Linked DNA regions of Homo sapiens: region 1 is linked to region 2. A link is an interaction called in ENCODE POLR2A ChIA-PET data of the cell type or tissue named here. Cell type or tissue: Panc1. All regions are shown on one strand. Each heading gives the region's core, and the rest is flanking DNA. Links, peaks and the distances in the headings are about the cores only. Region 1 overlaps LOC124900404 (a long non-coding RNA gene). Region 2 has its middle 200 kb from the start of SNX7-DT.

What was found. Peaks named below come from ENCODE experiments on the same cell type or tissue, not always from the same donor. Only the 100,000 strongest peaks of a DNase experiment are listed, where the experiment ranks them.
Region 1: POLR2A ChIA-PET joins it to region 2 with 5 read pairs; 1 of 35 experiments calls an interaction of 5 or more read pairs at or near these places.

What each region holds. Positions count from the first base shown.
Region 1 is chr1:98,094,297-98,098,698 of GRCh38, reverse strand. The region is part of intron 1 of LOC124900404 (a long non-coding RNA gene); the gene reads right to left. Among named protein-coding and RNA genes, the nearest start is that of MIR137HG, 47 kb to the right of the region's middle. In Panc1, for the core only: no CTCF peak of the experiment used is centred there; no DNase peak of the experiment used is centred there; H3K27ac peaks cover 2,027 bases.
Region 2 is chr1:98,458,637-98,463,038 of GRCh38, reverse strand. No RefSeq gene overlaps it. Among named protein-coding and RNA genes, the nearest start is that of SNX7-DT, 200 kb to the left of the region's middle. In Panc1, for the core only: no CTCF peak of the experiment used is centred there; no DNase peak of the experiment used is centred there; H3K27ac peaks cover 518 bases.

The DNA of each region.
Region 1 (4,402 bases), core at 69-4,068, 360 kb after region 2:
GAACCCTACCAGAAAACAAATCCCCTTTCATGTTGTTCTTAGCCAAGAGCAGATGTCTGGCAATATGAAAACATAGTGGTTATTTTCACAAATGAGATCTTTCTTTCTGCAGGCAGCATTGCAAAGCTAACTCTGGCTCCTATCTGAGGCTCAAAGATTACTATCTGTGCAGTGTTTATAGCAGTATTCCTGCAGCTGCATTAAAAGGTACCATGACCTCTTTAAGTACATGAATAATCTTCTTCAATGTGCAGTTGTACAGGTTCAGAATTCATTGCTCTTAAACAACCAGCAGGTTCCCAAACTCGACTCCCTTAGGAAGTTCAATTAGCCTCAGATTATTTGCATATCGATCATTTCTTCCCCCACCCGTCTTTTATTTTTAACCCTACAGCCTTACTCTATGTGAAACATACATTGAGTTTGTCAAACCATTTTTCCTCCTGGTGCTTTATATCAGTATTTATTTGGAAAATGCCCCAGTTTACCTGTGCCCACTTGCTCCTTATGGTAGTAAAGGGTAGTTTTATCTAGCATTAATTATATGGTAATTTCAGGAACTTTATGAGCATGCATAATTCAATATTGCCTTTCTCATTGTTTTGCAGACCAAATTACCCATTGCCTAGGCTGGAGAAAACAGTTCAAGAGCACCAGCCCTGACTCAATTTAGGATGTAGCTCAAACAAGTTCATCAGCCTCCTCTTTAGATATTGATCATCACTGCTGGTAGACACAATGCAGTTTTCTTTTCTTTTTTTTTTTTTCTTTCCCTATTGGGCCCAGCCTTTGGCACAGTTTTTTTAGAGAAGCAAAATAATTGTGGAAGAAATCAGGGAGCACATTTTATATGGACTTCATAGAAGGATCCAGATAAATTGGACCAAAAAGCTAAGGAAACCTGAGGCAAAACCCAGTTTTTATACTCTATCCATATTGTATTTCAGTTCAGATCACCTCAATTTACAAACTTGACTTTTGTCATCATAGTCCCTATCCTAATCCCCAAACTTCCCAATCTTCCACTGCCTATCTTTTCTACTTCTAGGTATAGAGCTGTGAAAATTTAAAAATTTGTAAATACTCTATGGGTTTCATCTTTACAACTTTGAAGTTAAAATAGTCTAAGGAGCTAACTCTAAAGCTAAAGCTATCTACCTCAGGAAGTGCCACCTCTATTTAAAAATATCTTCTCTAAATCACAAAAAAAGTTTACTTCATTCTTCATACTGCCTGAAAGCCCAACATTCATTCATTCATTCATTCAACAAATAATACTGAAAGCTTAACATATGCCAAGCCCTATGTGAGGTGCTCTTATACCTTTACACATGAAATTAATTTGAAATAATAAACCTTCTTTTTAAGGATGAAAATATTGGATCCCTGGCCGGGATGAACTATTTTCCAGCCATTTAAACACTGGTGTGAATTAATTCAATCAGAACACTTTCTACTATCAACAGCTTAGATCCGTGGTATTGATGTGAATTGCGGTTATGAAAAGGGAAGGTGAATTAGGAATGTAGGAAACTCAGAACAGAAAGCTTGGCTTTGGACAGAGAGAAATATTAGAACACAGGGTCAACAAATGTCTGCTCTACAGTAAAAATAGTAAAAAGGTTACTATATGAAGCAAATATATCCATCATCTCATATAGCTATACATTTTTTTAATTTTCGTTGCAAGAATGGCTAAAATCTAATCTACTCATTTAGCATGAATCCCAAATATAATACAATTGTATTACCCTCTAGTCCTCATGTTCATCATTAGATCTCTAGACTCGTTCAGCCCACGTCTCCTACTTTGTATCCTCTAGCCTATAATAGCTATTTAAACATTTTATCCAATTCAGTATAAGATAGAGATTTTAAAATCCCTCACTTCTGCCAGGATCACAGCTGTAATTTCAGCACTTTAGGAAGTGGAGGCTGGCAGACCACTTGAGGCCAAGCGTTCAAGACCAGCCTGGCCAACATGGTGAAATCCCATTTTTACTAAGAATACAAAAATTAGCCGGGCATGGTGGCATACCCTGTAATCTCAACTACTAGGGGAGATGAGGCACAAGGATCACTTGAACCCCAGAGGCAGAGGCTGCAGTGAGCTGAGATTGCCCCACTGCACTCCAGTCTGGGCAGCAGAGGGAGACTCTGTCTCATTAAAAAAACAAAGCCGGGCATGGTGGCTCATGCTTGTAATTCCAGCACTTTGGGAGGCCGAGGTGGGTGGACCAACTAAGGCCAGGAGTTTGAGGCCAGCCTGGCCAGTATGATAAAACCCTGTCTCTACTAAAAATACAAAAAATTAGCCAGGCATGGTGGTGGGTGCCTGTAATCCCAGCTACTCGGGAGGCTGAGGCAGAAGGATCACTTGAACCCGGGAGGCAGAGGTTGCAGTGAGCCAAGATTGTGCCACTGCATTCCAGCCTGGGAAACAAGAGTGAAACCATCTCACAGAAAAGAAAAAAAAATAACAAAAACAAACCCTCACTTTTCCCACCAAGGCCATATGTCCCCTTTGTGCTCTTGGGATTCAGATCATAGGCTAGTGCTTTGAGGGACATTATGGAGTTCCTCTAGAGCTAACCTAGATATCTGATTGTGGTTTAATTCAACTATAAATCTATTGTGAACTACTGCTATGGTTTGACTGTGTCTGCCAATAAAACCTGATTCCCAATACAATAGTGCCAGAAAGTGGAGCCTAATAAGAGGTGATTAGCTGATGAGGGCTCTCCTCTCATAAATAGATTAATACAGGAGTGGGTTAGTTATTGCAAGAGGGAACTTGTTATAAAAGCTAGTTTGCACCTCTCTTGCTCTCACCCTATCTCTTGCCTTTCTGCCTTCCACCACGTGATGATGCTTTATGAAAGCCCTCACCAGATGCAAGTCCATCAAACTTGGACTTCCCAGACTCCAGAACAATAAGAAATAAATCTCTGTTCTTTGTAAGTTACCCAGTCTCATTTATTCTGTTATTGCAGCACAATACGGACAAAGCAACTATTTATAGCACTCTATAAGTAAATGCCTTCCTGGTTCCAAATAAACACATACATGTATATGTTAGAATCCAATCCACTTACTATCTGGAGGATTTTTGAAGAATAATTAAAATTCACACGTTCACTTCTTCACTCACTAGGCCTGTGAGTGGTTCAAGATAAGATCTATATTATAAGCATAAAAAACAATTAATTTATTTGTTACTTAGGGGGCTCTACACAGATCATTAATGCTAAATTCATATGTAAAAGTCAATAATGTCTATCAGTGAAAGATAACACATTCAAGTCTCTTAATATAACCATTTTGTAAATATTTACTTTGGTAGCAGGAATTTAAAGTGGAAGTTTCACCAAGTCAGATACTAAGATACCATAAAGGGTGAATTTCACGCCCAGAATTTAAAAATGAATGGGTGAAAAGTGGTTATTGGACTCTTGAAAACCCTCACCCCCACCAAAGATATAAAATGGCCAAGATTTTGAAAACTAAAAGAGGATTTGTAAGGAAAGCCATTCTTTAGAGACAGCCTTCAGTGTGCTGTGAGTAGACAGGGAAGGAGATATCTTCCTCTCAGCTCAAGCTTAGACAATAGGGCCAAATGTATGCCCCGATATGTGCTACCTGGATTTCGGGGGGCACAGTGGACTGGTGTCTGGCATACACCTGAGAAATCTAAAGGAAAAATGCTCTGCTGTCAATCTGAGGTAGCAGGCAGTGAAATAGATTGACATGGGCTACACCAGTGTGGCTATCGGGATTCAAAAGTGTGGCCCAGGGAAGCAAGGGCCAGCCTGGAGTCTATGGAAAAACTGGATAAAGAGGACGATCTGGTGGGCAAGGTAAGCCCAACGGGGTAGATCCATGTGGGGCTGATAAGGGAACAGCCAGGCAGAGGAAAATGCCCCATATGAGTTCCAAATTACCCTCCTCTAGGGAAGTGGGGTCAGAGAGGCTTCCAGTGAGGGTCTCTGAAGAAACGGCAAAAAGCTCATGAGGGAAAGAACAGATTTAAACCTCCAATGCCACTGCACAGCAGTGTCAGCCAAGTAAAACCTGGGCCTCTTCGCCACCGTCCCTTCTGGAATTTCAACACTGGCAGTATCAAATAGAACAACTTGCCAGAGAGAAGGAAGGAAGAAAGACAAGAGAAAGTACTGCTGTGCATCCAGCCCTCTGTAAGGACAAAGAATTCCTCCAACTGCGAATGAAATTACAAGTTTTGGTTATTACATAGGACCCTACACATTTCTAATTATTCAGTGAAGACTACGTTTGCGACTTAAAATGGCTGTAGGGCTTTTTATTACTCAAGAATAAACAAAATTTTAGCCTGTGTGAGTTTTTACCCAGGGTCAGAGGAGGAACTTCTCCCCACTGAATAAAT
Region 2 (4,402 bases), core at 107-4,106:
GTTGTTCAGCAGCATATTTCCCATGTCTTAAAATGTGCCTGGCACACAGTAGATGTATGATAAATATTTTTTTAACATATGAGAGATTGGATGAGATGCTTTCTAAGATTCCCTCCAGTTTCCAAGAAACTATGAAAAAATGTAGGGGTGAGTCTCATTACTAATCAAAAGTTTACTGACTTTATAAAACTATGCAAATCTTACATAGAAAATTCATCTCTACTTTGACTATCTTTGCTGTATTTATTTTATCCTTATGAGTATTTGGGAAGCAACAGTGCCCATTTACTCCCATTCACAGAATTAAGGTATAAAGAAAAATATGAATTGCTAAAACTAAGAAAATAAAACAACATACCATGTTTATTTTGTTTCTTTCTTAATTATTTGGGTTTTACATAAAAAAAGAGATCCATTCATTTATTCAACAAACATTTATGTATGCCTTACTTAATGTCAGGCACTTGATAAACACTGGGGGGAAATGTATCCTAGAAGAACTCACAGTCAGGAATAGGGGATACAGACATCACATCTTCATGTTATTTCCTCTAAGCTTGAGAATGGAAATGATGTATGCATGTGGATGTAGTAACATTAGGAAGTTCTGCCCTTTCAAAGCCTTGCTAGCATGTCTGTAGACCAATAAAGTAAGCAGTGGCTGAAAATGTCTATGCAGACTTTAACTTCAAGTCTACAATGTGCCAGACATTGCAAGGATTCAAGAATATCCTCGAACTCTGGGAAGGGAGATAGACTTATAAACAGATCATTGTAACGTGATATGTGTCACTCATACGCAAGTTGTGGAAGTACAGTGGAACCAGAGATTCACTCTGATTCAGAAATGGAGGTACGGGAAAGTGTCCCAGTTAGAGTCCTGACAAAAAACACATGGCACACTCAAATTAGGCAACAGAGGAAAGGCTTTTACAGTGACCATTTACAAAGGTGTGGGCAAGTGTAGGGAAACAAGATTGTGCAATACGTTGGAAATTATACTCCAGGCTTCAAGGAGTGAAGGGGAAGAGCAGGGGAGACAGTAATTCCTGGATCCTGGAACAGAAAGAGCTGGATGGAGAAAACTGTTTAACAGGAGCTATGATCTTCAGTACACAGACGATGGATGGCAACCCCAGGGATGCCGCTAAAGAGATAAAACCCTGCCTCACTCTCCCCTTGTCTTCTGATTTTCTGCCAGTGTTCTCACTGGCCAAAGCCAGGCAGAAGGCAAAGGAAAAGGGATCCCATCGATGAAGTCAATATGGGTCAGCTTCCTAGGCCACAGAGCAGAGTAGGGAAGAATGCAGAGTCAAATATGGTGCAGCAAACAAAAGATAGACAATGCAGAAGGCTTTGGTGCCAGGAGACACTTGAGCTGGGGCTTGAAGGCTGTGTGGGAATGCATTAGCTAGTTTAACTGGGTCACACCAGAAAGAGAAGGCACATTTTGAAGAATGCTTGACAGGGTGATTTCTACGCAGAACAGAAAATGTAGACTTTGTCTATATGTCTAGGAGATTTTCTGAGCATGCTTGCTACTGCCATGAGCTGATAGCAAAGCTACTTATTTGAAAGGGGTCTCAGAATCTGAGAACTGACCAAAACCTCTAGTAAATACCCACCAAAGCATTCCTGCAATCTTTAGATGTTAAGAGAGGATTTGAAGGCCTTCAGTCCAATCCAAGCTGAGACTGTTAGTTGAATATAGTGTTATTTTTTGTGATAGAATATAATATGAAATCAAAAGTATCTACCTCCTAGACAAAATATTAATACATACTATGAATTAAAACTCCTTTTTCAGTCAATGCAAGATGAGGCTAGATAGTTAAAAAAAAGCTTCAATCTCAAATTATTTCAAGAGTATAATGGGCTCCACTTCTCTTGATGAGAAATTATTCTTTGTTATACAATTAGCTTCAGATCTTTTAGTTCTTCTGATTCTTGTGTATGTGACATTACTGAAGAGCTGATTTATAACTATTGTACCCTAGCCCATTTTGGACAATAGCATGACCTGATGCAGTGGTTTTCAAATTGTAAAAAAAAAAAAAAAAAAAATCTTATTCAGAATTTCAATATATAAAGGAGGTAAAAGTAAAGAATGGGTACCTTGATAGTTTAAATATTCACTGTTCAGTGAAAAATATTTTGTTACTTGCTCCAAACCCTGAAGCACCATTGTGAACACTTGAACTTCCTCAGGCAACAGTTTGAAAATCATTGACCTCAAGAATAGGAAATTAAGTACATGAGAGGACACCAGAGTTTAAGTCTCAGTTTTAAATTAAATCCCTCCTCTGTGGTCCCATGAAAAGCAAGGAAACTTCTTGAGGGCCACAGAAATGCTGGTATTGATTTCCCTGGGGAATGATTGACAGACTGGCTCTGGGCAAGTCACTAAACCTCTTCCTGCTTTAGGGTCCTTCTCTGTAAAATGGGGTTGCTAATAGTTACCATGCCTCTCCTTTACCACGGAGATGTGAGAAAATTAATGAATGGTTGTTCCCAAGGATTTAAAAGACCTTTTGAAGAAAGCCTGTAGATAAGACAAAAAAGAATATATTTTATTTGATCCTAACCAGTAAATGCTCTGAGAGAGTACAGAAACAAATATCTAAAACTCTAAGTGGATGGTGTCAGTTCTAATTTACTTCTTTGCTTGGGCTGAGGTTGTACTATTAGAGCCAACCAAGGACACATACCACTGCTCTCCCGTGTCTGGGTGTGCTGAAAGAAGCTGCAGGGAGAACAGTGAGTTAGGAGATAAGTCTAGGAATCTGGGGACTAGTGAGATGAGGGCAAGTGAGGTTGGGGATGCAGAAGAAAAAAAGCACCAGAGGAGCTCTCTGAGCACTGCTGGGGAACAGAGTTATTGATGTGTGTGTCAAGAAGGAGCTGGCTACAATACACAGAGGCACTGCGAAAAACAACAGCAGTTCCTCAAAGTGTGCTGTGTGGGGAGGAAGGCATCCTTGGTTCCATTTTACAGGTGTTGAAACCGGCCAGGGAGTTGTTCTAACCCATTTGCTACATATCCCTACAGTTTGGCTATCTTTCCTAGCTAGACCGGCCTTGATCATTATGACAGACAAGATTATTTTCAGATGAGAAGGACAGCACTCCTGTGGCAAATCTCCTTTGTGCACCTCCTTTTCTTCCCACCCCTCACTCAAGGTCCGGATTTCTTTACTTGCAGCCTGAAATCTTTATACAGCATTCTAAGCTCAGGAATCTCTACCCCCAATATCTTCCTTTCTCCAGCTTTAAACTGGTGCTAGGAAATCATCTTAAGCACCATCTAACCTCAACTGCCTATGCTCAGAAGCATTACATAATGCTCTGTGCTGACATTGTATACGCCAAGCTCTTTGTGTGGTTTTCAGGCTCCTTCATTATCTGAACCCACCTCACACATGCAGCCCTTCATCTTGCTACATTGTCCTGACTCTGAACACATCATATTTTTCATTGTTCTCAGAACTCAATCTATTCTACATTCTTCTATTTCTATGCCCCCCCTACTGACCAATGTAAATTGCCTTCCCATTTTGGATAAATAGGAAACCATTGATATAACTCTATCCATCCTTCAAATCTTATTTCACATGACACTCTATAAATTCTTCTCTGACCTCCCTGCATTTTCCCCCTTCCTCTTTAACCTACCCCACTATTCTGCTTCCATAGCAACCTGTCACTGTATTTATTTTCACTTGGAGCATTTGTACTGGGCTTGGTGGTTCAAAGTCCTTGGTTCACAATTTGTTCTCATTTATTAGTTGTGACTTAGAAAAAGTAAATTAAGTTCTTTGAGCCTCAATTTCTTGACAGTAAATGGGAATAAAATATGTTTAAATGAGATTAAATGTATGAAAGTCTTTAGCATTGTGCATGGCATAAATGAGTTACTTGACAAGCATGAGTATGTGAATGAATGAATGAAGAAAAAATAAATTGATGGATTTTGTGATGATACAGCATATTAACTGTTGTCTGGGAAGAGTAAAATCACTCATTCTTGCTTTTCAGCTATAGAATGAGAAAACATTCCATTAAGGTATCTCTTAGAAGATCAGCGTCAGTTAGCAAGTTGAATGACAGGCCTGTGAAACTTGCTAATTGCACGTAGGAGGAACCACATAGCCTGAGTGTGTGTGCTGGCTTTCTCCTGAGCTGTTGCAACTTTCTATATCTGCATGAAGTCTTTCAGATTTGTTTACCTGGTTTGTATCCAGTTTCCAGCATTATACCTGCTTCATTGTTGTCATTCTTTAAATTCTCTTTCACCAGACAAAGAGAAAAGTTTGGCTTTGAAGTTGCAGGGAGCCGCGTTGTCAGTTACCGCGGGAACCCATGGAAGTACACGTGAAAGCAGGCATTAGAGACGGTGGAGATC